Regions from separate parts of the Homo sapiens genome. Here region 2 is linked to region 1. A link is a contact called in ENCODE Hi-C or POLR2A ChIA-PET data. All regions are on one chromosome and are shown on one strand. The core of a region is the stretch at or near the end of the contact, and the rest is flanking DNA. Distances in the headings are between cores, read along the strand shown.

Region 1 (3,372 bases), core at 432-2,931:
TAGCATGCCTATTACCTATAAAAATGTAAACGCTTCTTGAATAACCAACGCTATAAAGAAGCTTTATATAGCTTTTCATAGTCTAGGAATGTTGGGAAGTTGATCACTACTGCGTGTTTTTTTTTTTAAAGGTATTTACAGGCCACAACTTGTTAATGTTAATACAAAACAAAGTTTTGCTCCTATTTCTTGGTATAAGAACAAAAACCGGCCGGGCGCAGTGGCTCACGTCTGTAATCCCAACACTTTGGGAGGCCTAGGCGGGCGGATCACAATGTCTGGAAATCGAGACCAGCCTGGCCAACATGGTGAAACCCCATCTCTACTAAAATACAAAAAATTTGCCGCGCGTAGTGGAGCGCGCCTGTAGTCACAGCTACTCAAGGAGGCTGAGGCAGGGGAATCGCTTGAACCCGGGAGGCGGAGGTTGCAGTGAGCCAAGATTGCGCCACTGCACTCCAGCCTGGCGACAGAGCAAGACTCCGTCTCAAAAAAAAAAAAAAAAAAAAAAAAAAGAACAAAACCCAGCTCTTTTGGAAAAGAAAATAGGGCTTTATACTGAGACATTTAAGCCCGTAAAAACATTTCAAGAATCTGTCTTAACATCTACTAAGGTGATTATCATTGTGATTACGTGACAAAGATCTACTGCACCCATTCTAAAACATCGGGAATGTTTTCAGCAATAACTAGAGGTCTAATTTCAAAGAGGAAGACGTAAATTAGTGCTTTCAAGAGAAAAGAGCATCACTGTGCTGTTGGAAGTTAGTAACTAATATAAAAGCGGCCCTTCGCGGTTTTAACAGGAAACTATTTTTGATTAAATAAGAGCTTGAGATTATCCACTGTAAGGCACTTCAGGATCTACGTTTATCTCTAACTTTGTCATCACATTTGTATGAAACAACTGTTTCGAGGGAAAACTTTTCTAAAAGGTACCAACTCTAAACCAAAAGGCCCACAGGCCTTCCAGAGGACGCCGGGCTCTAGAATAAATAAGAAATAACATCCCCAACAATATCACTCGAACCTAACAAATTTTAAGAAAAGAAGTTGCCTCCCAATGTCATGGCCATCGGGATTTTTACCTGTGAGGGTTTCGGGGTGGGGGGCGTGAGCGGGTTCTGGAGAGAACCAGTCGAAAAATCGAAGAACTAAAAACTCGGCTGGTGACTTCGCTAACGACACAGATCAAAAGATGGGATCGACAGGAGCCCCCGAAAAGTCCTCCGCCTGACAGGATTCCTCAGGTAGGGGGACTGTCACCTAAGCCAAGTTATCGTGGACAACAGCAAGGACCTAGGACCTCAGCTCAGGCACAGGCAGGCTCACGGAGGGTTGCGCGGCGGGTTCTCGCTGTGGGCCCCCCGAGTCCCTCACCAGCCCGGCCCTGGAAAATCGGGGGTCCCCAGAGCACCGCCAGAGTGAAAACTCACCTGCGGCGGCCCAAGCTCCTCGGGAAACCGCCCAACGCCAGGCACAGGGGATTGGCGGAGTGGAGATCCCGGCAGCGAGGAAGGAGGGCCTGACCCAGTCCAGCCCACTTTGCTCTCCGCTCACGGCCCCAGTACTGCCCAGTTCAATCGTCAACACCACCTGCCGGCGCGGCTCCTGCTCGCCGAGAATTTGAAGACAAACCCGCCAGGGTCACTTCCGGTGCCGGGGACGACCTCGGCGACTCTGGCGCACGCGGGGCGTCGCCCCGGGAGCGAGGTCGCTGGGCGGGAGCGGCGGAAGAGGGTGTGGCCGGGCCCGGGGCCGCGCGTGCGCATTCTTGCACCGCCTCCTCCCGGCGGACGCAGCGGAGACCAGGGATAGTATAGACCTTGGTGTAGATGGTATTATGGTACTACCTCGCGCGCCTCTGTACCTTGTTCAGGTGCTTGCTCACTTTCCCTCCCACTTGATTTTCACCACACTCACACACACACCGAGGTCAGGTGTCTATTTTAGAGGTGAATGTCCAGGATCAAGCAATTCGTTTATGACAAATCCTGTTTTAGAACCTAGTATTCAGAATTCCCCAGCTGGGCTCCATGTCATGACATAACAATAGGGAGGAGGTAAACAAAGATTCTCGGACACACTGCTAGTGGGATTTTATTTTCTTGATTTTTTAATCACCGTTTTAATATGACCAGACAAGGAAAATGATGCTATTTCATGACTTACAGATATGTACTGCACAGGGCTTCCTCCAGTCTCAATCTCCACCCTCTGCCATCACTTGAGGCAGAATAGGGCACTTCTCACACATTCCTTTAAAAACGCAAGGTAATTAAGTTTCTAACATTAAAGCATCCCGACTGGGCACAGTGGCTCATCCCTGTAATCCCAGCACTTTGGGAGGCTGAGGCGGGAGAATAGCTTGAGCCGGGAGTTCAAGACCAGCCTGGGCAATATAGTGAGACCCCCCGTCTCTACAAAAAGTACAAAAATTGGCTGGACATGGTGGCGCACGCCTGTAGTCACAACTACTCAGGAGGCTGACACAAGAGGATCACTTGAGCCCAGGAGTTGGAGGCTGCAGTGGGCCATGATGGCGCCATTGCACTCCAGTCTGGGAGACAAAGTGAGGCCCTATCTCTAAAAAAATAAAAGCACCCCAGTCATCTAACATAGACATGTAGAAGCAATTCAGGGGAAATACATCCATTCAGTCAACAAATGTTTACTCAGCAACTACTATGTGTGAGACAGTGTTGGCACTGGGTATACAGTGGTCACGAAATAGAATGTTTCATGGGGCTTAAAGTCTTGTAACGTCTCAACTGAGTGGAAAATGATAGTTTCACTGTAGTAAATATGAACTCTATTGTAATAGGGAACAGGAAACTATATTTAGTATATATTTTTGGAATCAAAACCAATTCAGGGAGGTACAGATTAATTACCCTAATTCAACCTTCATCCTTTATGTGAGTTCAAAGGTATGCTAATTTATAAAGCCAATTTACAGTTAAAAAACTTCTCAAAGGCCACAAAATTAATACATATTGTATGATTCCATTGATAAGAAATTCTAGGCCAGGCACGGTGGCTCATACCTGTAATCCCAGCACTTTGGGAGGCCGAGACGGGTGGGTCACTTGAGGTCAAGGCGTTTGAGACCAGCCTGGCCAACATGGTGAAACCCCGTCTCTACTAAAAATACAAATATTAGCTGGGTCTGGTGGCGCACACCTGTAATCTCAGCTACTTGGGTGGCTGAGGCACGAGAATCGCTTGAACCCAGGAGGCAGAGGCTGCAGTGAGCCAAGATCGCGCCATTGCACTCCAGCCTGGGTGACAGAGCAAGACTCTGTCTCAAAAAAAAAAAAAAGAAAAAGAAAAGAAATTTTAGAACAGGCAAAACTAATCTATAATAATAGC
Region 2 (3,372 bases), core at 571-3,070, 270 kb after region 1:
AGATTCCATGTGAATGTTCAGAGGCAAGGCAACGCCACTCACAGCAAGGAAATCTCAACATTAAAAAGTGTCTCCTGTAGAGTACTGGGCCTTGGCAGAGATGGGGCCTTTAGCCATGGAAGGGCCGTGACCATCCAGCCTCAGAGCTGCCCATTACGGGTGGGCTCCTCACCCTCTAGGTCATTAGGAAGAGAGGTCTGGCAGTGAGAAGACACAGGTGGTTCTCCTGGGATGGGCAGAAGTAGGGCCACAGGGAACCGGGAAGCTGCACAAGCAGTTGGCCCCGATTCCCAGGACACCACGTGGCTGCACCCCCTTACCCTCAGCTTACACCTCAGGTTTCAGGGAAGGTCACTGATGGCCCCCGTGGACCATAGATGCCACTCAGCAGCAAAGGAGGGGAGAGTAGACCCTGAACCATGGGACCCCCACTCCCATCACATCCACACCACCCAGAAGCCACAGGCAAGGTAGGACCACCTTCTACTCTCCAACTGACACCTGAGACACCACTTGGAGATGACACCATAGGGGATGGGGTACTATTTGCTGGTACACTGTAATCCCCTCATCTAGGGTCAGCAACCTAGGACAGGGTCCAAATCTGGTCCCCCCTATTTGAAGGTTGCCATTGCCTGCTGTTGCTCTGCAAAGGGACAGGACTGGACACTGAGACGGAGAACCCAAGGCCTGCAAAGATCACAGGGCATCCTTCCTCCCTTTCTAGAAAGGGTTTGCTGACCCCTGTCTACACACTGACTATTCTCTATGATGCTGGCGCCCCAGTAGGAAGAACAGGCAGGTCTGGGCCCCAAGGGCAGAAGTGGGTGCCTCTACTCACCAGAGTTCCCAGGGTCATCCTGGAGGAAATGGTGCTTCCCATCCCCCCTGCACAGGTTCTGTGGGGAGCTTGGGGTGTGTTTGCTGGGGTGTGTCCTCAGGCAAGAGGCAGAAGGTGTCACGTGGTGTAAGAGGTCGCGAGGGCCCCTTCATGGATGGGGAGACCTCTGGGGTGACCAGCTGGGCTGAGGTGGGGAGTAAGAGGATGTTACCTGGGTGGTGGCAGTGGATGGTGAGGGGAGGGTGGGAAGTGTCTGCTGAGCCGCTGGGTGCAGGTGAGTGTCTACAGGAAAGTGCAGGGAAAAATTCAAGGGCACGCAGCCCTGGGGGTGCTGGAAGGTTTGTGTGGTTGAGAGCGGGTGAGAACAGAGCAGGCTGGTGGCTGGTGGGAGTGTCTGTGATTGTGTCCCTGTGCAACCCCACTTCACCCCTGTCCTGACCCCAGCTCGGATTCTGGGGGCTCTGGTTTCTCCTTCCCGAGGGCGGGTGGGACTGCCGGGCTGCACTAGGGATCCCCGCTCCACGTCGCCCTCTGCAGCCCTCTGGCCCCTCCACTCTCCGGGGGTTCCTTTCCAGCCTCCTCTCTGACCAGCTCCTCCCCTCGGAGGATAAGTAGCCTCTGGGAACGGACCCGGCGGGAAGGAGACGCGGAGGGAAACTGAGCGGGGGCGCAGTCCGGGGTGATCGCACGGGTCCTTCCAGAAGCCTCCCCTCCTCTGAAGCCCACAGTCCACAGCCCCCCACGGTTGGCCTCCGCCCCGCTTAGGCTCCATCCCCGAACTCACCGGCCAGCCCGGTCCTGCACCAGCTGGACAGCAGGAGCAGAAGCGGGAGGCGTAGAAGGAACGCGGGGCTGGCGGCCGCTGCCATTGGGGAGTTGGATCGCAGGGGACAGCAGAAGCGAAGCCCAGCCCGTGGATCACCTGGCGGCTCGCAGGCTGTCTGAATGCAGCCCGTCTGAATGCAGCCCTAAACTCCAGTAAGCCCTAAACTCTAGCACTCCTTCTGCCCCGCCCCTCGGAGGAAACACACCCCCTTTGCTGAGCCGCTAGCCAATCAGGTGTCTCTCAGCCAAGTTGCTCATCCAAGTCTACCCCACTTTCTACTGCAGCGCTCGCGCACTTCCCCCTGCTTCAGCCAGTCAGACTTTGCTGGCTGCCTGCCCGGGACCAGTCCTGCCAAAGGCTTCTTTCCATGACCCCCTCATGTAATCATCACCGCAATTTTTTCATTTTGTATTAATCCAATGTGGATACCGATGCACAGAAAGGTGAAGAAAATGCACAGAAGTGTTCAGCCGCGACAGGGTCTCCCTGTCCTCGCCTGTACCTGCGACACCCGCCTTCCCTCTCCCTGCGTTGCAGAGTGCTCCCAACCCACCGTCCTGTGCGCAGATCCAAGCCCAGTCCCATCCCCGCGGCCTCATCCCAAATCCCGAGTGGACGTGGTTATAGCCTGGGCTAGGTTTGTTTGTTTGGTTGGTTGGTTTTTCTTTCTTTTCTTTTTTTTCTTCGTGACAGAGTCTCGCTCTGCCGCCCAGGCTGGAGTGCAGCGGCGCGATCTGGGTTCGCTGCAACCTCTGCCTCGCGAATTCAAACGATTCTCCTGCTTCAGCCTCCCAAGTAGCTGGGACCACAGGTGCGCGCCACCAAGCCCGGTTAAGTTTTGTATTTCAGTGGGGACGGGGTTTCACCATGTTGCCCAGGCTGGCTTTGGACTCCTGGGCTCAAGTGATCGGCCCGACACGGCCTCTCAAAGTGCTGAGATCACAAGGGTGAGCCACCACGCCTGGCCCGGGGCTAGATTTTATTACAGAAGCACCAGGTCTTCAGAAGCTTCAAAGAAGATATTGTACACTAAACAATTGGTTAAGATAGTAAATTTTATGTTCTACTTTTTTACCAAAATTAAACAGCTTTAAAAATTATCTTAAAAATATGTGTCTTGCTGGGATCTGCCCAATTCGGATTGGCAAAAAGACTCTGCTCATTAAAATCTTTGCATTTTAATGCAAAGCATTGAAAACCTTGTCTCTAAAATCACAACCTGTGAGGCACCTTGCTGATTTAGAAAGCACATCAGAGAGATTGACCCTGAGCTCCCCTTAGAACAGTGCCCCACCAGGTGTGGGGATGGCCCAGGGGACTCAGCAGAGCAGGTTCAAATGAAAGCTCCCCATAGCTACTAACTGCCAGCGCTTGCTTTGGGCCTGTTCCCCCTGGGCAAGGACCAGCCATCCTTCCAAGCCGCGCACAAATACCCCCTCCCATGTGTGTCCCTCATCTTCCCACATGAAGGAACACCCTCCTGCTCCCTGAGGCCTGGATCCACAGTGATGGAGCGTATCCGGATCTCCCTGTGTGACAAATGCTCACACATTTCTTTGCTTCTCTACTAGAAGCATGAGGTCTTTGAGACTATACTAGATCTGTGTACAGCTTTTGAGGGAAAAAAGCCCTAGTGGCCTACTGTTGCTCAATTGGAATGTGATCAATTGTGTTTCCCATGGGAGCAGGAGGCAAGGGAGGGGTC

Evidence for each region. Hi-C counts contacts between places; a loop is a spot of excess contacts on that map. ChIA-PET counts read pairs that join two places held with the same protein, here RNA polymerase II (POLR2A). Pooled maps may share reads with other maps.
Region 2: a map of chondrocyte shows a loop between it and region 1 (2.1-fold over the local background). The contact joins the promoter of RAET1G here to the promoter of KATNA1 in region 1. A Hi-C loop is called at or near these places in 1 of 168 maps with a recorded cell type or tissue (chondrocyte) and 10 of 50 pooled maps. POLR2A ChIA-PET finds 5 or more read pairs at or near these places in 1 of 52 experiments (T-cell).

Annotation. Positions count from the first base shown.
Region 1 is chr6:149,647,033-149,650,404 of GRCh38, forward strand. KATNA1 (katanin catalytic subunit A1) reads right to left here and starts at 1,682. Exons shown (of 11, transcript NM_007044.4): 1 at 1,437-1,682. RefSeq lists an enhancer at 1,482-1,561 and a silencer at 1,632-1,901.
Region 2 is chr6:149,921,301-149,924,672 of GRCh38, forward strand. It overlaps RAET1G (retinoic acid early transcript 1G), which reads right to left and starts at 1,821. Exons shown (of 5, transcript NM_001001788.4): 1 at 1,626-1,821. The coding sequence starts at 1,710.